Linked DNA regions of Mus musculus: regions 1, 2, 3, 4, 6 and 7 are each linked to region 5. Evidence: chromatin loops called from intact Hi-C (ENCODE). Cell type or tissue: left cerebral cortex. All regions are shown on one strand. Region 1 overlaps Gm35239 (a long non-coding RNA gene). Region 2 overlaps Akap6 (A kinase (PRKA) anchor protein 6). Region 3 has its middle 13 kb from the start of Arhgap5. Region 4 overlaps Akap6 (A kinase (PRKA) anchor protein 6). Region 5 overlaps Akap6 (A kinase (PRKA) anchor protein 6). Region 6 holds the start of Akap6 (A kinase (PRKA) anchor protein 6). Region 7 holds the start of 1700031P21Rik (RIKEN cDNA 1700031P21 gene).

Region 1 (4,000 bases), 190 kb after region 5:
TGAAGTCACCTTGTGACTTTCTGGATTAAGTACAAATTTTCTCAGCCCCCACCTACTCCGATCACATCATCTACCCTCTTTAAAGTTAATTTTAAAGTAAGTTTTAATTCAGGTTTTCTCTACTACCAATTTTCAGTTCTGGTTACATGAAGCCACCTACCATACCTGCCTCAGCCAGGGTAGGTCTTCTTTTTTCCCCTTTTAATTGTCACAGGTTGCCTGAATTAAAGCTTCAAAACATTTGGGGGAAATTCATAATGATATTCCTTAATAATAAAGTCAGTTTTATTCATTTAGTAGCTATTATTTTTTCAGCTAATCATAGATATTAAAATGCTGTACTCCTGTGTAAAAAATATTTCCAAAGCATTGTGTGTTTGAGAAATTTCAATAGGGCGACAAAGCTGGGCCTCCACACCCTGTCCCAGTTGCTTTGAGGGCCTGGCTGCCAAAAAAATCTAAGTTTTCCCCATGGGAGGAGCATACACACATCCATCCAGGAAGGGCATCCTCCTGCCAGAACTCCAGAGAAAGTAAACGACCTGAAGGACGGTGAAATCAGGCCAAGCATTTACTACAGACAAGATCCGTCTAGGAAGCAGCGACCCAGTTAGTGAGGAGACGCTACCCTCATTCCACTGTGCTTTTATTTTTGTGTTCCTATGTGGGTCACAGCACAGAAAATTCTATGGCGAATTTTCCAGGGAAAAGATGGAAGTCACAACTGAGAATTGTTGACCCCACTTTTTTTTCTCACAAGTTGTCACATGAAAGAAAAGCTGAGACCATAGGGTTTAAAAACTGTGCTTGCCCAAATTTGGAGATTTTATAGATCGGGAAACATTTGCAAGGAGTTTGATTTATTGCTACTAACATTTTCTTTGGCCAGGAAAATGAACATTTTTAATTCTTGTCACCAAAATTCCTTCCCTGAGAAAGATGTAAATGTCTACCCTACACACACCCCAAATCTCAATGACAAATCAAAGTTTGGAGTCCACTAAATTTGACCTCAGGGGACCAGAACGTTGATGGGACTTATGTGTACAGCATGAGTAAAGGGACACTGACAGCAGCCCCAAAGCAGCCACACCGCAAAGTCTTCACGCAACATGGATGGTGGCTTCCTCATAGCTGCTGGATGGACACTCCCTTCCCTAATCTACCCCAGCTTGTATGCCTCAGCCTTTCCCAGACGCTGAGGCCACATGCAATTAGAGCAGAACTGTTTGTAAACGACTGGGGAAAGTGGCCGGACGCACTACTGAGAGTTCAACGACTATCCATCACTTCTAGGAAGTGATGACAACAGCCCTCGGTGGTGCACGCTAGCAATGGGTAAGGCTTATCTCAGGAAGGCTGCAGCAGTTTGTCTAGAGGATGGTACTTTACGCCTCTGATCTGCATCACTTAATAAGAAGCCGTGTTGGCACTCAGGAGTAGGGAGACTATAATCCTTACAGAGAGAAAGAGGCTATATCTTTTCTCAGTGGGTCAGTTGGCCCTCCTGCTTACGTAGTGCCTAACTTGGATTAGATATTTTGTTTTGTGTTCACTTTAAACCAAAGCAAACAGGGAACACCAGGCAACACACTGGATCCCTGGCGTTCTGAAGCTTGAAGATGATGTGAGGACCCTTCGCGAAGCAGCCCAGGCCTGAGCTGGGAGAGCGAGCTCAACACAAGTCAGAGGAGAAATCCCTGTGGGGTAACCAGCTCCCAGCCTGTGAGAGTCGATAGGAAACCAACCGCACAGAGACTGTAGGCTTTATTATCTGCCAGCCTTGGGAGTGGGCCCGGGTGGAGAGGAAGAGGGCCCAGAACTGCACCAGCTTCTTTGCTTCTCAGCTCTCAGAACTTGCTGAGCCCTTTCCAGCAGGTGGCAGAACACTCACATAGAAAATTCCAAAACCACCCAGCTTTTTTTTTTTTTTTTTTTTTTTTTTTTTTTTTTTTTTTTTTTTTTTTTGTCTCTCAGAGGTCCTTGGTATCAGTTCTTTAAAAGTTAGCGGGGCTAAGGGTGTGCTTAGCAAGCACGAGTCTCTGAATTCAATCCCCAACGTGAAAAACATTTTTTTTTTGTAAATGCCCGATGTGTTGGAAAGGATTCTGCATATTTTAAAGCCGCACTCACACTCCACCCTACAATCCTGGTTACATGATACTTTGGTTTTCACAGAGAAGCAGAAACTGCAGGAAGAAGCATAACACAAGGAAACCCTGGATGATCAACTGCAAAGGCTTGGATCAATACCATCTCCGTGTTAGAAACCCAGCGCGTAGCTTCTGCATTGAAAACAGCACTAGTCCCAACAGAAGCTTTCACTGTCATCTGTCACCTGTGTTTGTGGAGATGCAATTATAGTATATATAAAAAAAATCATCCATGGACTTGGCATTGCCTCTTTTTAAGGAGAAAAGCTGTGCAGTTGTCAAAGTTACACAGGAGAACCACCATAATTCAGTGTCTATTTCAGGTACTACACAAGGCAGATGGCTTGCTTTCTAGGACTAAGGATCTCATTCTGCAGTGCCCTGCCCTGAACAAGAAAGGTAATGGAAAAACATCCCATACAAAAGGAAAACCCACACCATGTAGTTCTTAAAGAAGCCACTGCAACTTAGGAATCGGGACTACGACTGTGAGCTTTGTGAGTAATTTTGAAAAATAATTTGAACTACAAAAGTAAGATTAACTGTGTTTCTCCCAAACATCCAACAATCATATCCACAGTACCACTCTCAGGCCTAAGTAAATGCAAGTCAGGAAATGAACCTGAGGGGTTGGGCAATGGTGGCGCATGCCTTTAATCCCAGCACTTGGGAGGCAGAGGCAGGCAATTTTTTGAGTTCGAGGCCAGCCTGGTCTACAGAGTGAGTTACAGGACAACCAGGGCTACACAGAGAAACCCTGCCTCAGAAAACAAACAAACAAACAACCCCCCCTAAAAAACAGAAAAAAGAAAATGAACCCTAGAATAAAAATCCTAGAAACACTTAGCAGCTTGAATTTGATTATTAGATTCATACTCCCTCTTCATGCTCTCTTCTTTGCTTTTCAGGTTCAGTCTGGTCTTCCCTCATCCCCAAATAATAGGGTCCCCAAGATGTCCTATGCTCTGTACTTTCTCAAATGGTATCTGCCTCCTGAGACAACGTTTCTTATTGCTGGAAAGGACCTGGCAGGAGCCAATGCAGCTGTTTCTATGGGGAGTGAAACTTGACCCTGAGAAACAGAGTCCTTAAAGCCACAGCTCAGCACCCCTAGGGTCAGGATTTACCCCATCATCACCGTCCTGTCACCTCAAGGTTTGTCATCTTCACCATTCAAAAGTACATGGCTCCATCATTCTTTCTTTAGAAAATAGCCCTTTGGTGGACCCGGCATTTGGGATTACACTTTTTTCAGAAGAGACAGGCAGGGCAAGCAGGAGACAACATCTTGAACTATATGGGTACTTTCCATTTGAGGAATCACGCTCTGCCGGTATGTGACTCATGCTCAAAACATACAAACACCAAGGTCTAAGCTGTGGTGAGCTGATCCTTGGCAGCTGAACAAACTGTAAGCTCCATGAGAGTGGGCTCTGTTGTCCCCATTCCCATCCCCTCTGCCTCATCTCTCCATTGCCACCGTCACCACCACCTTCTTTATAGTTCCCTATCTTACTTGGATCTAGAACTTTTCATCAAAACTCTATTACTAGTAAATACCTACCATCCACTGACGCTTTGATAGCCTTTAGTTTATTGTTTGACATCTCTAGAATTTCAATTTAACCACCTTAAGGGGAAAAAGACGTTTGCCCCCATTGTAGGCCTCCAATCTGAAAGATCAGCTGCAAGACCTTTGTGACCAAGCCCTAACCACTCTCTCTGTGCACAGCCAAGTTTTTCAGCCTTTGGAAGACTAGCAAATTGTTCACAAGACCAGCTCCCTTCTCCAGTGACCTACTGATCCCCTCCTACTCTCTGGCTCTTAGCATATGCATTCTTTTCTA
Region 2 (4,000 bases), 110 kb after region 5:
ATTTAGAAGTTAGAAATGCATGTTTATGTATTTATTTGTGTACTGATGTATGTGTTTATTTAAAATACATGTTTTTCATTGAGAACTTTACACTTCAATGGAAAAGAAAAATATATAAATATATAATGATATATGACCCTCACTAGAAACATAGATTAAATTCAAGCAGAAAAGCGGAGAAGAAAGGAGGGAAGAGGAAAGAGGGAGACAACTATATGTAAGTATCAAAAACTTGGGAGATGAGTAAAAATTATCAGGAGGACAAAGCTAAGGTGTAAGAAGCCTGTGTAGAGATTCTGGGCATGAAAAATCAAAAGATGCGCAGGAAGGTGCACATGAGCATATATTGTCAAAGTAAGTGGTATCCGCAGAGAACAGAGGAGGGTGGTAGCAGATGAGGCCATTGCCTGTGGATAAGCTTCTCACAACATTCGAGGAACTCTTGATTGCAATCTATAGGCAGGAGGGTAACCACTGAATGTCTTAGAAGAGGTCTTCTCAGGTTTGGAGCAGAATAGCTTCTCAGAAGGGCCATTCCGGAGCTTTGTGAAAGGTGTATGGAAGAGGCCCATACCAGGGGTTAGGCGTGGAACAGAGAGGGCATGAGAAAGCCTAGAAGAAAGAAGTGTAGGGTGACTGCCTGAGGACATTCCAGGGATGGTCTCTAGCATCCAAGCTTGGGACAAAGCTGGGTCCTGGGGATATTTGTGGCAGTATCAAACACTGGCATAGATGACAGCTCTGTGCAGAGGTGCAGGCAGGGACACTGTGGTGGGGGTCCTTGGACTCCTAATGGCTTTGTGGATAGAATTTAAAAGGTCGGGAAACTAAAATGGGAAAAAGATTACAACCTCGTGGTCACTAACTGAATTTCCCCCAAATAATTTCAATTATAAATACAGAAAGCACACCCCACAAGTATTAGCAATGCCTCTGATCACCAGAATAAACCACACCACAGTTCTTACGTATATCCCGAGAGTACATTTATCCTAATTACTGCTTAAAATTATAGTAGTTATTAGGGTTATCCCTGAATCTTGTCATTCAGTGTAATTAATTTTAAAAAGGAAGAAAGAAAACAACAGGGCATGATGCTAACCCCTATAACCCAGGAGTTTGTGGGTAAAGAACATTCGAGGCCAGCTGGTTACATAGCAAAATTCCCGTCCCAAAACAAACAGCAGTAACAATATTAAAATCATCTAAACATATTTTAAACAGTCATCATGACTCAAGCCTGTAATCCTAGCTCTCAGGAGACTGAGGTAGAGACTGCCGTGAATTTGAGACTAGCCTGGGCTACACTGTGAGTCCCAAGCCATTCTGGACCAACACTGTGTAAAAAATAGAACGCAAAGTTAAAATAACAACAACAAAAGCATGCATTGGTGTATCACAATTTTCAGAAGTACTTTTACAGTTGCATCTCAGTATCGTTCTATGTTTTTGGTTCAATGCATTTAGAAACATTATCCAGAAAAGAAACCAGGAGGCTTCCCTCTCCTCCTAAAAGGACTGTGGTGCAATTAAAATTATATGTGTGAGAACAAACCCACTGGAAAACTTAGGACTGCAAGAAACCATATGAAGAAGTGAGAGAGCCAGGACAGTGTTGTTCGGATTTACAAGAACAGAGACTTGTGAAGACAGATCTGAGGTGTTAGAATGCATTACGTAAAGACTGAAATGTCTCTCTAACTTACCAGTTAAGACGCATAGCCTTATAACAGTATCTGTTCTCTAAGCAACAGAGCTAACAGGAGCAAAAACGTGGCTTGAGGGAACAGGGAGCAGCCCAGATTCCAGGAAAAGAATGGAAGCAATCCATAGAAAAGACAAGAAAAGACTATCGAGGGTGGGGTTGAACAGGTAGCAGGAAGGATCTGTCCGGCGGTGTCTCAGACTTTCCGGCTTGGCCTGACTTAGGACTTGTGTCATTTCTTGAACTGAAATGACAGTTGCACGAAGACCCACAAATGGGGAAGACAACTCCCTACGTTACAGAGGGCCACCAGGACGGCAAAGGATGCAAGGTAAGAAAGATCAAATGTCCACTGAGCAGTCTCCGCAGTGAGCGCACTGTGCGCAGTCTCCATGCATCCTGATCCAGATCTGTACTGTGTAGGAGCCAGCTTGGGGAAACAGCAGAGTGTCTTACTCCGCCAGAAAGCATGGCTCTTAGAAAAGAGAACCGGGAAGGCAAGAAGGGAGGCAGAATCAAGGGTCGGGCTTTGGTTGTTTCTAGAGAGAAGAAGGAATCAAAGCAAGAAGAAATGTGTAAGACATAGATGAGCCTGGGTGAAATGGGCTCAATCTGTTCGGAAATAAATTCCTATTCCCACTTACCACACCAGGAACTCACTGCATCGGACATCAGTCTAAACACCTGCACTGTCTTTTAATACTGGAGATTATTAAAATAACTAATTACCTCTAATCCACAGGCAAGGGAATTAAAAATAAGCAAGTTTTGGGGCCTGCACTGCCACACGAGCCCATAGTGATGCCCACGTCTACACTGCCTCTGAGGGTCATATCTGGGGAATGGGTCCTACTACAGCCGTTGTCTATGTTTATGGCCCGTATCACCACCGAAGACCGCTTGGATGTACATGGTCTATGTCCGTGGGCCGTGCTGTCACTGGGGGCCATACTGATCTGAGTGACCTGTGCTGCCACCTAAAGCCATGTTGATGTCCGTGGTCCAGGCTGCCTCTGAGGCCCTTATCTGCGTCTGAGGTCCTTCTGCGTCGGTGTACTATCTGAACTGTCACCAGAAATCTCGTGGAAGGAGCCCATGATCTGTGCTCTCACTAACTGTGAAGAGCAAAAAAGCTACTTCTGCAATGATACCGATGACTGTAGATGCACAGTTGAGAAAGAGGGACAGGGAAGGCTTCTGTGGTAACTGTACGTCCCCCCCGCCCCAAAAGAGAGTAACAACCTAAACAGGAAGCCACCAAAGAAAACTCTTAAACTGTGTGATAAGGGTGCAGCTCTCCACAGCTGAAGGCTTTTGGCAGGGCGCAGGAGGGGAAGGCTCAGATCTGTTAAGAGGCAAGACATTGAGAATTTGACGGTGCTCCAGTGAGCATATAGGCAATCAAATTGGGCTTGGGTTTTTTATTATTATTATTTTTAAATTTGGGGGGGGCGGGGGTCACAAGGGTTGGGGGGGGTGAACATGGAAAGTCTGGGAAGTGAGTGAGATCTGGGCACATGATGTGAAATTCCTGAAGAATCAATAAAAATATTATGTTGGAAAAAATCAGCAAATTGTAAGCAAATTGTTTAAGGACAGAAAGCAGCAGTGGATGAGCAGTGAGGATGCCCTGTCTTTCTGACTTCAAGGCGGTTTTGACAGCTTTTCACCTCTTTGTACAAGGCCCAGCACTACAGAGAAGTGTTCTAGCTTGTTGGTTTGTACAAGGGAGATGAGCTGTGGCCAAGATTTCTATCACTTAGCTTCATTTTATTTTTCCTGCAGAGAAAACCAGTCCTTGGTTGAGAATAGCAACTGAGAACGGCAGAGCCCAGCCTCAAAAGCCCTTCAAGGTTGTACATGTTGTACAGTATAAATGAGCCAAGTTTAGGTCCCAGACGTGGCTGTGCCTTGAAGACCAGTGGCAGTAAAGAAGGCCAGCCAATGTAGTACCTCATGCCTGTAGAGCCAGCTCTCAGGAGGATGAGACAAGAGGTTCATGAAGGCCAGCCTGTGCCACACAGTGAGTTTGAGGCCTAAGGTACAGAGTGAGACCCTGCCCCAAAACACCAGGGAAGAAAAAAAGTAAACAAAATCTGCAACTACTCTAATTTGTGATTTCTATGGTCCTAATCAGAGATAAGCAAAGGTTACAATTCTCATCATTAAGCTGGAAGTAATGTTATTAAATATTCAATTTCTACCAGCAACCGTTTAAGCTAGGTTCGATTTACAAAGTTAAATACAGACAGCTATTGATAATCTTTCTATTTCTGCTTTTCTAAATTATTAACA
Region 3 (4,000 bases), 330 kb after region 5:
CGGAAGGCAACATGCACAAACACTAGTAAACAGAGAAAAAAAAATGTTTCGTTACTTGAACATTTTTAAAAATGTCCTTAGTTTCTACCTTCCCAAAGAAAAAATAAGCTGATGACATATAAGGTTAGATGGCTGAGGAAGTCCTCTCATCTCACTATCTTGGTTTTGATTTAGTGTATGTTTCCTTGTTATTTACTAAGCACTGGCCCAAACTGGATTCCCGTCTTATGGTAAAAGTATGAACTTCTCCCCTCCAACTTTCTCGGAATTTTATTAGTCGTTCTAATAGTTTGTCCTTACTTTCTAGCACCCTGCAGCCTCAGCTTCTCCAGAGCTTGCACCTCACTTGCATTCCCAATAACGCTGGAGAGGGAGGGTGTGAGGGAGTGTATTTATGTGTGGAGAAGTGCACGCGCGCTCCCGAGCTGCTCCCCACCCCCACCCCGATACTTTTCTTTGCTTGGGAACCGAGGGAAATTTTTAGAGGTTATTCCAACAGAAACTCGGGATCCAAGCCCCAACCCTGGGAGCAGTCAAACGACAGGACGGAGTCCCGTGTTTGGGTTGCGCAGTGCAACTTCTCACTCCCTTACCCCGAAGCTTTAGCAGCTGGGAACGTGGTGGCGAACCTAGGGAGGAGCCGAGGAGATAAGAAAAAAGTGAAAGGGCCGATCCCCCGGAAAGGCGGTTAAGTTTGCAAGCCGCGGTCCTGTGTCTGCGGATCCGCGCCCACCGCGCTCCCCCTTCCAGGTGGAACTCGTTAGCAGCAGCAGCAGCAGCCCAGCCGGCCGACCCCGCCACCTTCCTTCCCCGCGCAACCCTCCAAGCCCCGGACAAGTGAAGGTGGCGGCGCGGGGAGAGGACGCCTGGCGGGGCCGGCACGAGCTCGGCGATCAGCAGGCCTCCGCCGCCCCCGGCCCGGTCACCTGTGGAGAAAGCGGCCCCCTCTCCGGCCTCTCTGCCCTTCAGCCGACCGTATCCCCGCGGCCCGGCCTGTGAGGACCCAGGCGCCCGGCCCCAGCCCCTTCAACTGGTTACAACCGGCGGCGGCGGCGGCGACCGAGGGTCCCCGGCGGGAGGGGAGAGGCAGGCCCCGCGCAGCGGGCTCTCCGAGGTCCTACCTAACAACGCCGGTCTCCTCCGTCGCCTCCTCAACGGCAGCGGCCGCGGCGGTGGCGGCGGCAGCGACATTCCTGGGGAGCGCTCCCGCCGCCGCCGCCTCCTCCACTCTCGGCTCGCCTCTCGCGGCCGGCGCGCTCCCCGCGCCCTCGCCGACACACACGCCCCGAAAGCCCGAGCCCCGCGGCTCGCGCTGCCCGGTCACCCGCCCGCTCGCCGGCAGCGGCAGCCCCGACCCTCCCCCCTTCCCCCGCGCCCGCCGTCGCGCTGGGCTCAGTAATGGCGGCCACTCGGGCTCCTCGCGCTGACGGATCTCTCCCTCTCTCTCTCCCGAACTTTACCTCAGCATCTCTCCCGGCGCGCACCGCCGGAACGCACGCACGCGCGCGCGCGGCCGAGCGAGCGAGCGAAGCCACACACACCCGGCCGGGGGTGGCGCGGGCAGCACGGGGGCGCGCGTGCGTGCGTGCCCGCGCCGCCCGCCCCAGAATTCCCCCGCCCCGCGGCGCTCACCTCCAGACGCCTCCCGAGCCGCGATCCCGGTTCGGCCCCGCCCCTGCCCTCGTCTCCCGGGAGCCGAGGAGGCGCGAGTTGCCGCGCCGGAGGGAGGGGGCGCGCGAGCGCGCGGGGCCGCGTCCCCGCTCCAGGCCCGCTCCCCATTGGCTTCTGCCCCTCCCCCTTTCTCCGCCTCTCCCACCCATTGGCTCCCGCTCCTACTCCCTTCCTTCTCACCTTTTCCCTGTTACCCATTGGCGTGAGTGGTTTTCCTCCGCTCTCCCCTTTCTCCGCGTTCCGCTCCTCCTCCGTCCCATCCTCCACGCTTCAGGCGCCTCACGCCGAGCATGGTCGCCGAGCCTTCCCTGCCCCTCTCCCTTGCCTTCCTTCGGTATTTGGCCGTAACTCGGAGTCCTGCAAAGGAACTCAATGTTGTGTTAGCCGTTGCAAGGCATGGCTTGGGCGCCGATCGTTCCTCCATAAATCCCTTGGAGTCTTAGGTCTCTGGGCACTGAAGAATGCAAAGGAAAGAATGTGCCTGAGCTGCGTCGCTCTCCGGCACCTGGAGCCACTCAGACAGAAGCCTGAGCTAGTCGTGAGCAAGAGGAGTCCTTTCCCCGTGGGCACGACACAGACGCAGGCCCTTGATCCTGGCTATTCTTAGGGAAGTTGAGCCACACGCCAAGATTTAGATGGTTTAGGGTAGCCCCAAGGGCTCACCATAAGCTCAACTTCCAACTCTGTTTCCCGACTTTCATGATACTGCCTTAGAATACATTCGGTCTTTTTTTGAGACTTAGAAATTACGCGTTTGGGAGTACGTTGGTTGAGCTTTCTATGTATTATTATTCATCTGTGCATTGACGTGAAAAGGCAGAGAGAATTTGAACGAAGGAAAATCAAGGCCTTTAAGCTCTGAAGGAACTATTTGTGACTTTCCCAAGGTCACCCTAATTTTAAATGGAGATGTTAGAAGGAAAAAAAATAAGTAAATCTGCTCCAATTCATTGGTTCATGTAAAGTGACTTGGGGGGAGTATTTCTCTTTGGAGCAAGATTCATTTCCTGTGCTGAAAATAGTTTATCATCAGTAAATATATAAAAATGCTTTAAAATTCAAATTATTCATAGGCTACATAAGGTACCGAAGTTAGCCAAGGTTGCTTTTTAGTGTTATAATGGCGTAGCTGCTGCCATCCAGAAGTAAATTTACACTCTGTCAGGAAAGAAAACAAAAACTGCCTGTTGGTACAAATTGGTTAGAAAATATTTGTCAGTAAATCTGTCACAATATTCCAGCAGAAGATCTGTTCATTTGTTCCTTCCCTGTGTCCCTCCACGGTTCATTATTCCTCAAAGGTAAACTTAAAATAGTTTAGAAGCAGAAAAGACATTTCTAATTCCTCTGTTATTCGCTCCTTAATTTTAAGAAGTCATAACTAAAATCCTTGATTCCATCCATTGCTGCACCAGAGGCTGTGCTCTGAGGATACTTACAAACTAAGACAATAGGGGAAGCTGAGGACCATTGCAATGAAAGTGACACAGAGAAGTCAGTCAGAAGGGAAGAGAGAAGAAAATTAAGAAGAGGAAGCTCGAATCCCCTACTTAGGCTTGAACAGAATGTGGTTTTGTGTATTTTTTTTTTAAATCTTTGTACTAAAAACCCTTAAACAATGCCTGGAGCCAATTAAAAACCTTAACCTGAATTGAATAGAATGTTAAGTACTATATGGTACTCATGCTAAGATGATTCTGGAATTATTTTCTAAACAACCAGAAAATCTTTAACCATGGGTATTTAGTAACATATGAGAAGTCAAATAAATCAAGGCTCATAAAAGAAATATTAGCATTAGGCATAATTTTCAACTACAGGATCTGACACCAGGTGCAGAAACGACTTGAAATATCATTGCTCTTAATAAAGGACCCTCCCCCAATTTTACCACGGTTTACAAGCAACAATTTTCATACCTGGCATTCCTTTTAGTCCTGCATCATCTATCTTGACTTAGAAGTTTTGGAAACGTAAAACGTTGCTTACTTTTAATAGTAATCTACTCACTAGAACATATAAGTCGCCACTGCTCTTTGTCTTTGTTACTTATTTCTTTTTTAAAAATAAAGCATGGCATTCTGTAGCCATAGAAATCTTAAAATGGGGATTAGAAGCCAGCATTCTGTGACTGATAATGTCTCTATGCTTGTAGATAAGACGCACTAAGCAGTGAGTAGAGAGTGCCATTCTTAAACCTGAACGGGCGCAGCGCTTTCTGGGGGAAAAACTGAAACATTCACCCTCCCCGCCCAAAAGAGAATATTTTAAGAAAAAAAAAATGAGGAAATTGTTCTTTAAGCTCATTGGTGGTACTATGTGGGAGCTG
Region 4 (4,000 bases), 63 kb before region 5:
GGCTCTCACCGCTAACCTCGCCACTCAAGCGGTCAAGCCAGGAGGCTCACCGCAAGCCCGAGTCTGCACTACAGAGTATGTTCCAGACCAGCCTGGGCTACAAAGTTAGATTATATCTCAAGAAATAAAATCAAACTAAAATCATAGAACTTTGATTGTAAACTTGAAGAGACTTAAGTGTTCGTAATTAATAAGTGGAGTTGTGAATAAAACTCAATTGCCCACTGTGAATCATTGGTCAGAGTAGTAGCTTTTCTATCTTTCTTCACTAATAACGGTGGTATTATCTACATATTTTATCAATCAAATGTGATAAAGTATGAAAGGAATGGCTATTTAGTATCTTTCCTGAAATTCTACAAGTAAGCAACAGAGGATATCTTTTTTTTTTTTCAGATTTGTGATTGTCTCCTTCCAAAATACCACACAGTAATGAAAAGTTGTTGTTTCATGTTTAAAGGAGAAGAGAATAATTCACTGGGGTCCTAAGCGTTGCTTTAATTGTATTTTTAAACGTGGGTCAGCAGGATAACTCAATGGATAAAAGCTGCCACACAAGCCTGATGACCTGGCTTGGATCCCAGGACCACGTCAAAAGCTGGAGATGCTGCTACCAGGCCACCAACCCCAGTGCTCCTATGAGCTGGTAGGAGGGGACTGGATAGTCACTCAGAGGTTCATGGGGTAGCCAGCCTGGAGCTCACAAGGCAGAAAAACCCTCCTTCTCTCCCTCTTCCCCTCTCTCCCCCTCCCCCCTCTCTCTCCTCATCTTCTCCTATATCCTTATCTCTCTCTCTCCTTCTTGCCCTCCTTCTCTCAAAATTTAAAATTGTCTTTAAAATGTAAACCTGAATGTCAACGGCATCTTGCTGCTGTAGTCATACGGATACCTGGGTTTCTTCCCTAGTCATGGTCCTTCCATACCAAGAAAGAGTCTACACCACACACACCACACACACACACCACACACACACACACACACACCACACACACACACACACACCACACACACACACACACACCACATCACACACACCACACACACACACACACCACACACACACACCACACCACACACACACACACACACACACACACCACATCACACACACACACACACATACACACACCACACACCACACAGATACACACACACACCACCCCCCACACCACCACCACCCCCACACATCCCACGCCACCCACACACACACACACCACACCACACCACACACACACACACCACACCACAGCGCACACACACACATCACACACACACCACACCACACACCACACCACACAGACACACACACACCATACCACAGCACACACACACCACAGCACACACACACACACACACAGACACACACACCACACCACACCACACACCACACACACACCACACACACACACACACCACACTACAGCACACACCACACCACACACACACACCACACACACCACACCACACACACACACACACAGACACACACACCACACCACAGCACACACCACACACACATACACACACACACACACACACACACACACACACACCACCCTACAATTTTTTTGAGATTTTCATTTTCACATTTATATTTGTGAACAGAACTTTTTTTTTTTTCCAAGAGAACCAGATGCAGTGCCTAGCATAGCCTCACGGTGGTGGTAAATCATCACTAATATTCTGTCAAGGCCCATGGCAAGCTTTGTAGAAACCACAGAAGGCACTGCAGCATTCCTCCTGGGAAAACAAGAAGGGATTTGTTTCTAAGCTGTGGTTCTTCTCAACCAACCTTGAACAATGACCTTGGCACGCTCAACAAATCTATCAGCAGGGTTAATGCAAGGCTGCGTTTCTCTCCTGGCGTTGCCACAACACATTACTCTGAAGACTTATTATTTTATCCCTAAAGAGAATTTTGTGGGCTTATCTTTAAAACCATTGTGTTGATTTAGAATTCTCAACTTGGATTACGGCCATAGTGTTGGCATTTAAGATAACATTTACTGCGTAACCTAACTTGATGTGCTCCCTGAGAACCGTTTATTAAATCTTTACTTCTCCTAGCCCCCAATTTTCAACTTGAAATCTGAAAATTAGCTTTTTCTCCGCTTTTTTTGTTTGTTTGTTTTGTTTTGTTTTTTTCGAGACAGGGTTTCTCTGTATAGCCCTGGCTGTCCTGGAACTCACTCTGTAGACCAGGCTGGCCTTGAACTCAGAAATCTGCCTGCCTCTGCCTCCAGAGTGCTGGGATTAAAGGCGTGTTCCACCACGCCCAGTCATTTTCTTATTTTAAGACAGACCCAAAAACGTAACAAATCATCTTTATGGATCCACAGTTATGTAGTAACATAAACAGCCTACTGCAAAACCCTTTAAAATTGGCCCTAAAGGATTACTGTGCAATTTAATTGAACATTGCGACTGCTTGAAGAACTTTAACAATTGTTATTAGTGTGTGCATATGTATGTGCCATACCACGTGCAGAGCAGTAAGGGGACAGTTTGTGGGACTGATCCTCTCCATTCTCCTTTAGTGGGTCCCAGGGATCAAACTCAGAGCTCCGGGCTTGCACGCCAGCGCCTTCATGCACAGAGCCATCCTGCCAGACCTCCTGGAAGAGTTTGTAAAGCAATAGGGCCTGATTTAATCGCTCTGGGGTAAGGTTTGAGGTTGGGGTGTTTGGGATAACCTCCAGCAGTTGTAACGAGCAGCCACAGCTGAAAATCGCCATGGCTTAGAGGCATGTCCCCAAACGAGGGTCAGATTAATGTATAGAAGCTACCAATCTTATATGCTTAAAAACCTTAAGTAGTTTCCCATCAAAGATGGCAGCTTGGTGACTTGAAGCCAAATCTTTGCCATGAATGTGTTTATTGGATCTATTTAAAAACGGCTCAGATTAAAATTTTAAAACTGAGAGATGTCACATAAAATGTAGGTTTCCTACTTAAAAAAAAAAAATCTCTTGCCGTACAAAGTCACATTCCCACACAAATGGCATCTGCAGCTGAGAGGTGTTGTCCTTTAGACATGTTGTGTAGGCTCCAGTTGAATCAGCCCACTGTCCCTCATTTATGCATCCTATACGACTCATTTCCACAATCCACCTGGTCCCTTGGATCATTGGTTTATGACCCTAGTCTAGAAGAAGCTTACACTTAGCTTCTTACAGTCATTCATTCATGTAGTCATACATTCATTAAACAGATTCATTTCGTAACTTTGCTGTGCAGATATTTGGCATTCGATTCCCTCTCTGGCCCCTTTCCTTCTAACTTCACAGTCCCCTCCTTTCACCAAGTTGTTCTAAGCAGCAGTTACAGCAAGACATATCTGTAGCAATAACACGCTGGTTCATTTCTGAAGCTCCCTGGTGACCTGGACCAATGGTGTGTGAACAGAAGAAATATGTCAAACATTCACGTCCACAGAAGAAAGCTGGCTGCCTTTCTCTCTTTCTTTCTCGGGAGCTGGAGTGAAGACAAGGTCCAGAAGAGTAAAGAGGCAGGGATGAGAGAAAAGATGGAAGGAGAGAAGACGCGGAGGCGGGAGTGGGGTGGGGGTGGGGCTGTGGGCAGAAGGGGAGTTCTCAGGTTCTCCCTAACAGGACAGTGGGGTTGCTTCACCCTTTGCATGGGGAATGGCCCCCATAGGCCCACATACTTGAACACGTGCTCCCCAGCTATTTGCTGCTGTGGTCATGGAACATTAAGGAGGTGGAGACTTGCTGCAGGAAATGAGTTTCTGGGGCTGGCCCCGAGGTTGACATAGCTTTCCACATCCAGCTTCCAGTCTGGCCTCTGCTTCCAGTTCTGCTGAGAAGTGAAGAGGCCCAGCCATGTGACCCTGTCATGAAGTTGCCTGAGGTCACGCCTTCCCTGTGTCCCTTCTAACTGCATGCCAAATGAATCCCCTCCCTTAAGCTGCTTGGTCAGGTATCTGGTCACAAAGACAATGAGAGATGCCAATTCAAGGCAGAGGAAAATCTAGATGTG
Region 5 (4,000 bases):
CAGAGGTGCCTGTGTCAATTAACACTAATTATTCAATCAAGACATTTGCCCTAGTGGGAGGCACAGACTCCATTCACCCCAATTAAGCCAGTGGATGCTGAAAGGATTTACAGGAAAAGCAAAGGAAGGTAGAATATATTCAGCAGTCGAGAGGCACGGGGATGTGAATCCGTCCTAGCTCGTGGCCGTGACCTTGGAATTCCCTGTTGACGTGTAAGACAACCCAAGAAAGGTTGTGCATGATAATCTGCAGTTTAGGACATCTGAGTTCTGCTGCAGCATGCGTTACCGTATACCCTCACCAGCAGACTGCAGGGCCAGTCACGGGTCAAATAACTTCTGCTTTCTTTAAGCCCTTCGATAATTAGAACCACAGAGATAATGGGATTTAGCCTAGCTTGTGGAACTATGTGTTAATTGCAATGATAATTTTCATGACTATGGACCAATCCATTTATTACTTTTAAATTCTGAAATTTTTAAATGAACCAACAATATATTACTTTGAGTTTTAATTTGAAATATTTAATAGCTATTAGCCCAGATTTTAGAAAAGGGGAAAATTTTGTAATATGTAAGAACCTGGCTTATCATAATTGTGCACTTAAAATACTTTCCAAACTAGCCTCAGCCTGTAAAGAGATTTTCTTGCACTTTGAAGTCTATTCTGTTATCTGAAATGGTTAGATAAGTGTCTCGGGGAATTTGAGTGAATTTGGAATAGTATTAGATTATGAACCAACTGAACATTAGCCAAAAAGAAGCGAATGGATGGCTGTAAATACTCTGATTTTCATAGGAAGCTTGCTAGGTTTAAAGGTGTGTGTGCGTGTGTGTGTGTGTGTGTGTGTGTGTGTGTGTGTGTGTGTGTGTGTGTGAGAGAGAGAGAGAGAGAGAGAGAGAGAGAGAGAGAATTAAGGCCCAAGGAAAGCCATGATTTAAAACCTCTCCTTTTACTTCTAAGTGTTCCTTTGAGCTTCAGCTGTGAAGATTTAAGCCTCGCCTCCTACTGTGGGTTCAAATCATGACTCTGTCACAGCAGACTTAAATATTTTTGGTAGTGAATGCGTGCCCTAAATTTCACAGTCGGCAGTTCCTCTCAGCTTCTGGTTCTGCAGAGATGAAGATGACAGATTGGACAGGGGAGGAATGTACTCTCTTTGTTCAGCCGCTGTGTGAGTCTCAGCAACAACCATGATACACTGAAATAAGCCACGAGTCAGACAGGGAAGTTATGTAACTTTCTCCAAGAATAAAATATCGTAAATCTGAAATTGTAATGGAAGTCTCCAGTTTTGGTTGACTACTGTCCAATGAGCACATGAGGGGAAGACATTTCTAAAACAGGTTCCTCTCAAATTTTATGTACATCTGAAACTCTGGGATATCATAAGTGAGAAGTGTGGTTTGGGAGGCAAAGTGGGGTACAGACATTTTGCAACGCTAACATCTGCCAAGGGGCTGCCTAAGCGTCCAGTGCAGGAACCACACTTAGGGCAGCAAAGCTCTGAATGTTAGAGTCCAGATGATGCTTTGTAGCTTTTTCTAGCAATAAAGAATTTTTTGGAAGTTGCATAAAGGGAGCAATATTATGTAAGACAGTCCCCGGACCTAATAGGACATTTGTACTGTGGTATATGTTATATTATATAGTAAATGCTATAATAATAATTGGGAAATTAATGTTTTGCCATTTAAGATGTTTTTTGTAAGGGCAATTAAATTTAAAGTAAACCAGTAAATCCCAGCATCTATGGGCTATTTTATTGGGAAATAAAGATAGTAGTCTTGAAATAAAATACATCACATATGCATACTGATACATACACCAATTCTTCTCATTAGTTGATTGATCCTTCACCGATCAATGATCCTTCACCGTGGAAATTAATATAAGGTTATGTAAGTTGGAAGCATCTCTAAGCATCATTGGCTGCCAGGTAGAGGTAGAAATCTGCATAGATAATCTTAGCAGCAAGGCAAGGCTGAGGAAGATGAGGCTTAAAAGCGCATTTCTCCATGAACACTAGATGGCGCTGCAGAACAAGTGAATGCCAATTGTCCAGGGGCTTCCTTTCTGGGAGTCACTAAATCTTGCCACACTTTTACAGATAGAAATCCAAATGATCTTGGGTTTATATTAGACCTTTGGACATGTTTTAAAGGCTTTTTTACTGCAGAATGCCATTAATCTATTGGGAATTTAAACATTGCACAATCTATTAGTGTTTTTAATGTGTACATGTATGCTTTTTAATTCTTCATAAATTACTTGGATAATATTATGGGTCACAAAGACCGTTCAGTGCAGTCATACAAAGGAGGTTCTAAAACTCAGCGTTGGCGATTGGGAGCAACTCAAAGCCCTCTCTTGCTTTCAGGGGCTACTTTGTAGCAAGTTGATGAACTTGATCAGACAATGCCTAGAAATGATTTCCTGGCACAAAATCTCGTGTCAGAGTAAAGCAATTTCACGAAGTTGCATTAGTTCTCGCAGTAAAACCCATGAGTCAGGGAGGATTAACATAATAGAGGAGGGATCAGCAAGCATGCTAGTGGAATGCCTGCTTAATAAGCCTACCAGTAACATCACTACAGGGTTGAAAGCAATCGTTACACGTGTGTGTGTGTGTGTGTGTGTGTGTGTGTGTGTGTGTATTCATGTAAATACACGTCACAGAGGTTTAGTTCTCTCACTCGACCTTGTTCCTCTGCTGTCGTGAGTTTTTTTGGGTTTTGAATCAGGGTCTTTCTTGATACGTGAGTTCTTACACGTTCTTCCTGCCCCTACTTCCCTTCTTGCCATAGCACTCTGGTATTACAGAGGCACAGCACCATACCCACCTTTTCTGACTTGGGTTCTGGGAATGGAACTCTGGTCATAAGGGTTGCAAGACAATCCATCTCCCTTTCCCCTAGTCCCTTCATTTTCTCTCTTTTAAAAGACTTATTATTTTTATTTATGTGCGCCTTCCCTCCAGCCCTCCTTTTTTTTTTTTTTTTTTTTGGATAGAATAGAGTTTATTCAGGGCATGGGTAGGGGAGTTGAAAGGCTTGTAGAGGCAGAGAAAGGCAGAGAGAGAAGTAGAGGCCGGCCATGCACACATGGAGAGAGGGGGGAAAGGAAAAGCGAGAGAGCAGGAACAGGAAGGCAAGAGCAGGAGCAAGAGGACCCCCATTCCTATTTTATGAAGAGCTATTTACTACTGATGGTCTGCGATGGATATCTAGAAATATTAATGTTGATGAAAACAATGTGAAAATTTTTCAGCAAAGGATTTTGCCCAACTGCTGTGCAGGGCACTGGGGGACTGGCGAGTCTTTGAAGGTTGTCATGTTGATGGTAGGACTTTGATAAGGAGGAAGAAACGTGAGTGTCTACAGGAGGTACTTGAGAAAGACAATGTTCAGAAGCAGGAAGACAGCAAAGTACACCAAAAGTGAAAAACCCACTGCTTCAAACCACACTTTCTCATGTGGCACTGCAGCTGGGTGAGCCAGCAAAGATCTTCATCCACTGGACCTCAGCAAAAGTGTTTAACATCCTGTAGAAGCTTGCAGCCACAGCATATCTACACACAGAGGCCTAAACCCAAATCAGCAAAGTCCCAGCCCACAAGGATCTTCCACTTTAATGCCGTGTGCCTTGAAAGATCTATGTGTTGTTGCTGAAGGCTTCAGTGTACTCATTTCCTGGGTAGGAAGCAAGGCATATAGGGACGAAGATTGGCACTCCTCCAGGAGTATAGAGTATGGAATATTTGGGGTATAAAACTAGCCTTTCTGATGTCATTTCTTCTCAATGTCCTTGGCATTCAAGATGCCAGCATCTTCCCCAACAATAAGCGTGTAATTATGAGCGTTCTTATCAGGTTCCAGCTCTGCACATGCCCAGTGAAAGGTTCCTTTGCCGAATCCAGTGCTTGGAGAGGTAGAGAGGCCATCACTAGTGTGGGAGGGGCAGAGAGATGGTGTCCAGAGCACAGCCAGCAGGCGACAA
Region 6 (4,000 bases), 130 kb after region 5:
CTTGGCTGCGTTCACACCCAACGGTCCCAGCAGAGCTCTCTGTTCATACTATGCGTCACACACACAAAAAGCAGGCAGTGAGCATCCATACTACTAATTGCTCGTGGGAAGGCCAGGCCGAATTGACCTCTTCCATCCCATATAGCTGCACGCGAGCAATATAAGCTTAAAAGACTGGGAGTAGCATGTGTGTGGTGTGGGGTAAACAAACTAATTAAACCCCGAGCTGTACCACTCCGCCTAGTGCCTGTGCCTAATGGGACCGCTGTGCCCAACTCCATAGGAGAGAAAAATCAACGCAAGCTGGCTGGAGATGTTGCTTTTCCGGCTTCCTCTGAAATATCTGTTTTAGGCTCCATCTAAACTGTTTAGGCTCCAGCAATCTTAACTAATTACAAGCAACTCAGGGGGTGCTATTCTTTCCAGTAAGACTGTATAAATAAAAACTATCAGCTCGACTGCACTGAAACACAGGACCACTCCCTGACTGTAAGCCGGCAGATTGAACAACTGAACGGGCATGTGCTTTCTCTCCCCCAGTAGCAATCAGTTGCACCAAGGAAATTCATTTCATTTCCCAAAACAAAAGGCAATGATACCCTGTTCCATACTGACCTGTTAGACTGGTTTTTAGCAAATAAAATAGTAACGATTCTTAAAAGCAAGCCCTGGATTAAACGTAAACATCGTATGTTTATCTGGAGCTTTGGAATTGAGTTGAGGTTCCGGGTCCAGAGATTTGCATTCCTAACAAGCATCAAGGCCCCTGACATTTATCCATCACACTGGGTTGGGGCTAGAGTTAAGCATGAGCCCGCGGGCGGGCGGGCGGCAGCGCCACTGGCCTTTCCAGAGTCTCTCTCCCGGGTTATCCTTGACTGTAACTGCCGCAGAGGGGAGACTTGCTCCTCTCTCAGTTACAAACCAGCCTGGAAGCAACTCCAGCTTCAGCCTCTTAACTATGGAGGACATGAATTGAAGAGATTCCACACAAATCAAAAGGCATAGATAATTTCATCTGGTTTCAGTCTTAATGTTTTTAACAAATTATTTCTTGAACATGCAAGAGAATCCCCTTTCACATACACATAAGGTTATGTCAAATGCTTATTCAGCACTCATTCCTTGCCATGAAGAATCTGAAACCCAATGGAGGTAAATACTGAATTCCGTTCTGCAAGTCACTAAATATTTCATAAATCACAGAAGCAAATGGGACCAATTAGCCCTGCCTCATAAAAAAAGAAACATATCTTTACAATGTTAAAATACAATGAACTACACATTTCAGAGCTTATTTAGGCTTTTGCAATAGAAAATTTTCTGTGCTTTTTTTTTTTAATTCATGAGAATACTAAAAATAACAGGCGGAGACGGAGCAAGAAATCTTTGCATTTTGATTTTTATGCGACTCTCACAGGCCTTTGTCTTAACACAGCAGCCTGAAAACAGAATTAGGCAAAACAACCCTTCTTTCTCCAGTCCATTTTAAGCAGACAACATCCCCCCATCCCTGCCTTAGTAGACGCCACAGACTAACCAACAAAACAGCGTCGCAATTAAGGCCCAAACGTTTAACACTCACCATCTCCTGCTCCCAACGTCGCCTTTTGATGTTTACAGCACATCTGTAGGATGCAATACTAGGAGATGCCTTGTTTGACCTGCTGCATGATGCTGTGACATCAGTTCAGATGATGCAGCTCATTATGGGAAAGGCTGCTGTTGCTATGGCAACTGGGATGTGCTAGGAATCCTTGCTGCATTTCCAGTGGAGCCTGAGACAATACAAAAGCCCTGTAAGAAGCAGACAATATGCAAAATGCAGTCCAAAGAAACAGGGCTCCTCATTGGACTAAAATCTGTAAGTTTAAAAGGGGATTTCTTAGAATAATTTTAGAAAACAAAATAAAAATTACCTCTTCGTTTGCTGCTCTACATTGAGAGAATAAAGGTGCAAGTGGAATGTCGATTCAGTACTCAGAAAATACAAACTCGTATTCATGGTTCCCTATCAGGCAATTTGATCGCTCTTCTCCCTGGCTAGTAACGATACCTCTTTAAAAGTTATTAAAAAGAGGTTTAGTTCATCTGACAAAGAGAAAAAGAACAAAGCATGGATTTTGAAACAATTTAAAATGTAATAAACAGCTGACCAAGTGAGTCTAATTCTAAAGTGCACAGACTAATAATCGTCAGAACATGGGCAAAGCCTCCGCCAGCTAGGTCTGCCCTGAGGGTGTTCTCGGGTAGACACCACCCCACAGAGCCTGCTGCTGGAGAACTCGCTACCACTTAACCTTCAGGAGCAGTGAAAAGAGGTTGGATCCTAGAGACCCTTCCCCTATCTGACAGAGAACTCTTCCTACACATGGCCAAAAGGCAAGTATCTTCTGGGGTTAAAATCTGGAACAAGTGGAAGACCTGTAGAAGTTTCTTGTGACTGCCACTCACAACCCTTGGGGTTTGTTTTGTTCTTTTTGAGGCTGTAAGACTGCCTACCAAGGAGGCTATTACTCTCTCCCCTCCCCCACTGGACCTCTGACAGGCACATTAAAACAAGACTCCAGGAGGATTTCTCCAGTTAGTGAAAGGAAAGGAAATCCAAAGAAATCAGTCCTTTCTTTCCAGTGTGAAGCATAAACAAGCATCATGTTGTGACCCTGAGGAGAGCTAACCGTGGACCAGCTACCCATCTCACTCATCTAAGGCTTGCAGGCCACTGACAGAGAAAGGCACAGCCAAGCTGACCTACATCCATTCTGTCTCTACAGCTCTGAGAAAGCACAAAATTCCGAAACCTAATACAGAATGAGACAATTATATTGTCCAATCATCTCTTAATTGTCCCATACTTCTCTTAATCAGCAGCACAGGGGGTGGTGGGGTTGGAGGGGAGGCTCTGAAGGAACTCAGGCAGCCTCCTGTAAAGAAAAACTGATAAAATCAGAAGAGGTGCCACTATCCAGCCTTCCACAGAGCAGCCCTGCCTTGGATGTGAAGTCATGATTGCTCTTGCTTTTCCTAATAAGGAACAAGGAAGGGAAGAACAAGAGTAAAACCTGTGTATACACTCAGCAGCACAACAGAGCTTGACTCCCTTATCTTAGACCACATGGTACTCACACATTGAGAGGTCAGCATGGAACCACTGCAAAGCCCAGAGCACCGACCTGGGGCTCAGGAAATCTACCAGTGATGGTATTTCCTCCGAGAGCTCCTTCTGTGTATTCAGGGTTAGTAGCCTCTCTGGGGCTCAGGGGTTTCGTCTGAGGGAGGATAGACTTAGATAATAATCATGGTTTGCTAATAATATTTAAATTTTTTTTTCCTTTATGTTACAGAGCAAAGCTGGGCTTCCTTCACTGGGGCAGGGGTGAAGAGGCCCAGAGTCAAGACTGTTGGACCCTTCTTGGCATAATTATTAACCCTGCCTGCTATAGAGTACTGCTGGCCTCCCTGAAAAACTCTTAGGCCTCCAGAAATAAATAGGGTGAAAGCCATAGAGCTAGAACAAGATTAGCCTTTGCAGAGAAGGTTCCATAAAGAGAAGAGGGCAGGCCAACAGGACAGACAGATAAAAGAGAATGTCATTTTACCCAGTCATAAGGAGAATGAAATTATGTCATTTGCAGGGAAAGTGGGAAGAACTTACAGATCATGACATTTAGCAAAATAAGTCAGCCTAAGACAGACAAATCCACATTTTCTCTCAATCACACCTGAACACAGTTTCTCAGAATGAGAAAATGTCCATAGTTTCCCTTTCCAGATTCTAGGCATGGTGAGAAAGATCAGACATCTCAGGAAATCTGACATCAAGTCAGATTTTTGACATTCTAGGCTAGCTAAACTACATCTGGATCCATAGGCAGCAGGAAGAGACAGACACTGGGACTGGCTTGGGCTTTTGAAACCTCAAAGCCCACCCTCAGTGACACACTTCCTCCCAAAAGGCCACATCTCCTAATCCTTGTCAAGCAGTGCCACTCCCTGATGA
Region 7 (4,000 bases), 230 kb after region 5:
GTTGGAGCATATTTGTCACTGGCTTTGAGGTCTCAGAAGCTCAAACCAGGCCTAGTGGCTCACTGTCTCTTCCTGATGCTTGTAGATCAAGATGTAGAACTCTCAGCTCTTCTCCAGCACTATGTCTGCCTGCATGCTGCCATGGTTCCTACTATGATGATAATGGACTAAACCTCTGAACCTTTAAGCCAGCTTCAATTAAATGTTGTCCTTTGTAACAGTTGCAGTAGTCATGGTGTCTCTTCACAGCAATAAACCCCTAAGACACTGACCGGAAACATATTGAAAATATCCAGACAAATCTCATGCTAACAGAAGGAGAGGAAGAGAGGCTGCTTCTGTGTGTCCACTGGATTTTACAAAATTCTGTGCGACAACAGCCCTAGAAACCAGGGCTCAGAACTAGCACCGCAGGGCTCTAGAACCATTGCCCAGTGAGGGAACAAACACCTCCAATCTTGCCCGAAGAAGGTAATTTGTTAGCTCCAACTTTGGGAAACACCTGGTTATGGAATCCAATGATCCAGAGACTCAGAATCAACACCCCTTTCTTCATTTGTCATCCCTTTCTCTGGTGGCCAACTCTGTGCTTTCCGCGCCAGCGTGCTCTACCCAAGGGTTAAATACGAACATACCAGAACAATGTTTATCAGTGTTGTCTAAAACCATTGGGTGGAAGATTTGTAAAAGCTTGATAATGGAGGTGTCAGGATACTGACTCCATGAGATTTCATTATTCACATGTCAACGTCACATGCTCCTGATGAGGTACAATATCAAGTGCATGCCCTACCATCATGATTGCATACGGCTTTTTTTTTTTAAAGTCAAACTCTCAGCCTCTGCAAAACTACACATTTTCAAGAAACGGGGAGAATAAACAAATTAAGCAACATAAAATCCATAACAACACAATGGACCACATCTAAGACATACCCACAACAAGGTATCTTATTTCTTCAGGAAATTAACAGCCTGAAGAGAAACGAATAATGATCGTTGGAAAATAGAAGTCAAAGCATACCGCCATTAAATAAGATGTGAGATTAAGTATAGCCCTTTATGTTATGACAATTTCTAAGATGGCATCTTTGAAATCAAGTAAATTTGAGAGCGAGCTGAGTATTAAGCGATATAGAAAGGACTTGCTGTAATGTAAGATATAGTAAAGGACTTACTAATGGTAGGGTAGTTAGGGACTTTTGTTTGTTCCCTACTTTCTGTTTCCAATGTGCTTATCCCTAGAACGTTTAAGTGGTGAAACCAACTAGTCTAGAGCTGTGCGGTACGGAGTCTGCCGGCTCACAGAAGTTGAGGCTTCACCGCCCGCAGTCCCGGCATGCCGCGCGGGGAGAGAGCCACGAACTCACCACCTTCCCTAGGCCTCCAGAGGAAGACTATTACCCGACATGCACCGGGCTCTAATTTGCATACCCCCCCCCGTGGTAAACCACACGGACCCACGCTGCCTGCGCAATTCCCTCAGCAGCAGGGGGATTTCAAGAGTCTAGCCACACAGTTCTGCTGAAAAATTTCTCCTTCGTTTTAGGGTGCACGGAGGAGTTCGAGGATCGTAAGCACTAAAATCACCCTAAGTTAAAGAATCTGATTTTCTGAGTCCTTATATAGTCCACGGTTAGGCCTTAAGATCGTGCTCGCTTCGGCAGCACATATACTAAAATTGGAACGATACAGAGAAGATTAGCATGGCCCCTGCGCAAGGATGACACGCAAATTCGTGAAGCGTTCCATATTTTGCAACCTCGATTTTTGTTATCTCTCTGTAGTGTTAAATAAAGTACATTGGGTGTAAACTGAGATTCTAGTTTACAATGCTGGCAACTTTGTATATATCTTTATAAGATGGAGTTTCGCGGTAACAGGTAGGTAATACTAAACCCCAAGCACCCCGGGAATAATGACATTTTTCTCTTAGAAGACTTTTTAGTTTATGAATTTCTTTATTAATCTTTTTTTTTTTTAATTTACATTGATGAATTGATGAGCCCTAATAGGGAAACAGCAGGAGCGTCGCTAGTTCATTCTCTTCCGGCTTGTAGACCCGAGTGTGTGTAACAGCTAAAAAACAGCCTGCCATTAGGATCTGTCTCACTAGGCGCCCCTCTGCATGTAGCCTGGAAGAAACACTGGCCAATGATGCATTCCCCAAATTTAATAACAGCAGATTTTAGTTGATGAAAACAAGCACTAGGGGCCAGATACAGTAGTAAAAAGCTAGGATAGGATTTAAGAATGACGCGCTGGGTTGACTTGGAGACGCTGTGAGGGAGAAGTCAAAAGTTATTGTTTGGAATTTGGTCCAATGACCTGTTCATAGTAAGCAGAGCCAAAATATGGAACGCTTCACGAATTTGCGTGTCATCCTTGCGCAGGGGCCATGCTAATCTTCTCTGTATCGTTCCAATTTTAGTATATGTGCTGCCGAAGCGAGCACGATCGTAGTGTCTAGCCGTGGACTATATAAGGACGAAGAATTCCTGACTTTTTAAGTTAGGGTGACTTTGACCCGCGTTTTTCTCCTAGCCTCCCAGTAAACCCGGGAACAAAGAAAAAGTTTTTTCAGTGAAACTGTGTAGCTATGCTCATGAACCCCTGCTGCTTAGTGGGGATCACGCTGGCGGCGTGGGTCCGTGTGGTTTACCTTGGGGTTATGCAAATTAGCTCCTGGTGCATGTTGGGTAAGAGCCTTCCTCTAGAGGCCTGGGGAGGGGAGTGAGTTCTCTAAGCAGTCCGCTATCCGGCACGCTGGGAGGCTCGCTGTTCTCCTACGTCTGTGTGGGAGCTTGAGAAATGTGTGGCAGCTAAGTGACCAGGGCCCTGACTCGATCACCTACTCCCCCCACACACTAAAACAGGACACTTGTTACCTATGTTCCACTAGTCCAATGCCTGTTGAAGTATGCCCAACCCGCCAGGTGACCCCTCCCCAGCATAGCCTACTCGGTCCCAGAACTATGGGCACCATACTCTAGGAACGCAGCAAAAGCTTGGGGAGGTCCTCTAGAGCCTGGGGTACAGTCTGTTCCCAGCAGGCGCTGCCCGGCCTGGACCCGCGAGTTTGACTGGGCGGCCACGCCCGTCCACTCTCTGCGGGTGGCCGGTCGCAGGTAACGCCTGCCTGTGCACATTTTGCGCAGGCGCCGATTAGGTCCAGGACCGAGGCTCGGGGACCAGGGGCCGCACCCCTTCACAGGTGTCTGGCAGGCGCTAGACGTTGCCTGGTAACCAAACATCCGGAACACAGATGCAAGGGCGGAAGCCCACCTACTTGGCCTGAGAGGGAAATTTAAGGATTTACACTGCTCACTTTGGAGTAGAATAATAGCAGAGTCACTCTTGTACTTCCGTTCCTTTTCCTGTATATTAAATGACATGTTAGCCCTGTTATGATACAAATGTGTAAAACATACCTACTTGGAGGAAATATTTGTTGTAATTTTAAATAACAGCGAAGTCTTAGCTGTTCAAGTCATAGCTTTGTGGGCTGTAAAATGAGGGACAAAGGTCAGAAACTGCTAGTTTGGTGTGGTTTCAGTATTTCTCAGAATGAAGTCTGGGCAAAGGTTTTCCTGTGTGCTTATAATTATCACCATTAGTCGGCTGTGGTGTGGCACCTGCCTGTAATCCCAGTACTTGGGTGGGAAACAGAGAAGAACTAGAAGTTCAAGGGCAGATTTCCCTACATAGTGAATACAAGCCCAGCCTAGGCTAGTCAGCTAAAATTCCTTCTCTTGAGCAGACAGACAAGGCCTATCCTTGTTCCAGCAGCAAACAGAAGAGTCCTCCAAAGGACACTCTGCGGAGGGAATGGTGAGTTGAGCTTCCTTCTATGACGTAAAGGAGGAGTTGCTCACAGAGCCAGGGTGTTCATCCCCCCAAGTTACGCCTAGAAAGCCTTTACCCAGTCGGGATGAAGACTTCTCCACCCAGCCACCCCACTCCCTTAGTCTTCCTAGGTTACAGACTCTACCCCTCCCCT

What was found. Hi-C counts contacts between places; a loop is a spot of excess contacts. Peaks named below come from ENCODE experiments on the same cell type or tissue, not always from the same donor. Only the 100,000 strongest peaks of a DNase experiment are listed, where the experiment ranks them.
Region 1: a loop joins it to region 5, with 5 times the contacts of the local background. A loop is called at or near these places in 14 of 42 quality-filtered maps.
Region 2: a loop joins it to region 5, with 2.9 times the contacts of the local background. A loop is called at or near these places in 5 of 42 quality-filtered maps.
Region 3: it touches region 5 in a loop (9-fold over the local background); 22 of 42 quality-filtered maps call a loop at or near these places.
Region 4: it touches region 5 in a loop (4-fold over the local background); 14 of 42 quality-filtered maps call a loop at or near these places.
Region 6: it touches region 5 in a loop (4-fold over the local background); 6 of 42 quality-filtered maps call a loop at or near these places.
Region 7: it touches region 5 in a loop (2.5-fold over the local background); 7 of 42 quality-filtered maps call a loop at or near these places.

The regions. Positions count from the first base shown.
Region 1 is chr12:52,635,883-52,639,882 of GRCm38, reverse strand. All of the region lies in intron 3 of Gm35239 (a long non-coding RNA gene), which reads right to left. Among named protein-coding and RNA genes, the nearest start is that of Gm23296, 33 kb to the right of the region's middle. In left cerebral cortex, a CTCF peak has its summit at 1,871 (motif pointing right); DNase peaks (open chromatin) are centred at 674, 1,900 and 2,222; H3K4me3 peaks cover 524 bases; H3K27ac peaks cover 976 bases.
Region 2 is chr12:52,717,548-52,721,547 of GRCm38, reverse strand. All of the region lies in intron 1 of Akap6 (A kinase (PRKA) anchor protein 6), which reads right to left. Among named protein-coding and RNA genes, the nearest start is that of Akap6, 20 kb to the right of the region's middle. In left cerebral cortex, no CTCF peak of the experiment used is centred here; DNase peaks (open chromatin) are centred at 1,662 and 2,052; H3K27ac peaks cover 721 bases.
Region 3 is chr12:52,501,509-52,505,508 of GRCm38, reverse strand. It overlaps a transcript of Arhgap5 not described here. Among named protein-coding and RNA genes, the nearest start is that of Arhgap5, 13 kb to the left of the region's middle. In left cerebral cortex, no CTCF peak of the experiment used is centred here; DNase peaks (open chromatin) are centred at 405, 645, 765 and 1,802; H3K4me3 peaks cover 2,599 bases; H3K27ac peaks cover 3,415 bases.
Region 4 is chr12:52,893,588-52,897,587 of GRCm38, reverse strand. All of the region lies in intron 4 of Akap6 (A kinase (PRKA) anchor protein 6), which reads right to left. Among named protein-coding and RNA genes, the nearest start is that of Gm51971, 97 kb to the right of the region's middle. In left cerebral cortex, a CTCF peak has its summit at 1,667; DNase peaks (open chromatin) are centred at 627, 1,712 and 3,763; H3K4me3 peaks cover 220 bases; H3K27ac peaks cover 400 bases.
Region 5 is chr12:52,830,457-52,834,456 of GRCm38, reverse strand. All of the region lies in intron 2 of Akap6 (A kinase (PRKA) anchor protein 6), which reads right to left. Gm51971 (a long non-coding RNA gene) reads right to left here. Exons shown (of 2, transcript XR_003950181.1): 2 at 2,645-4,000. Among named protein-coding and RNA genes, the nearest start is that of Gm51971, 34 kb to the right of the region's middle. In left cerebral cortex, a CTCF peak has its summit at 2,028 (motif pointing right); DNase peaks (open chromatin) are centred at 1,118, 2,019 and 3,766; H3K27ac peaks cover 1,264 bases.
Region 6 is chr12:52,697,028-52,701,027 of GRCm38, reverse strand. Akap6 (A kinase (PRKA) anchor protein 6) reads right to left here and starts at 1,645. Exons shown (of 14, transcript NM_198111.2): 1 at 1,586-1,645. In left cerebral cortex, no CTCF peak of the experiment used is centred here; DNase peaks (open chromatin) are centred at 215, 490, 896, 1,721 and 1 more place; H3K4me3 peaks cover 2,337 bases; H3K27ac peaks cover 2,375 bases.
Region 7 is chr12:52,602,243-52,606,242 of GRCm38, reverse strand. 1700031P21Rik (RIKEN cDNA 1700031P21 gene) reads left to right here and starts at 3,921. Exons shown (of 3, transcript NR_045910.1): 1 at 3,921-4,000. It overlaps Gm35239 (a long non-coding RNA gene), which reads right to left and starts at 3,290. Exons shown (of 7, transcript XR_001780617.2): 1 at 1,179-3,290. It overlaps Gm23296 (a small nuclear RNA gene), which reads left to right and starts at 1,652; the gene lies at 1,652-1,758. LOC115488100 (a small nuclear RNA gene) reads right to left here and starts at 2,455; the gene lies at 2,349-2,455. In left cerebral cortex, a CTCF peak has its summit at 2,129; DNase peaks (open chromatin) are centred at 1,683, 2,302, 2,694, 3,149 and 2 more places; H3K4me3 peaks cover 2,870 bases; H3K27ac peaks cover 3,091 bases.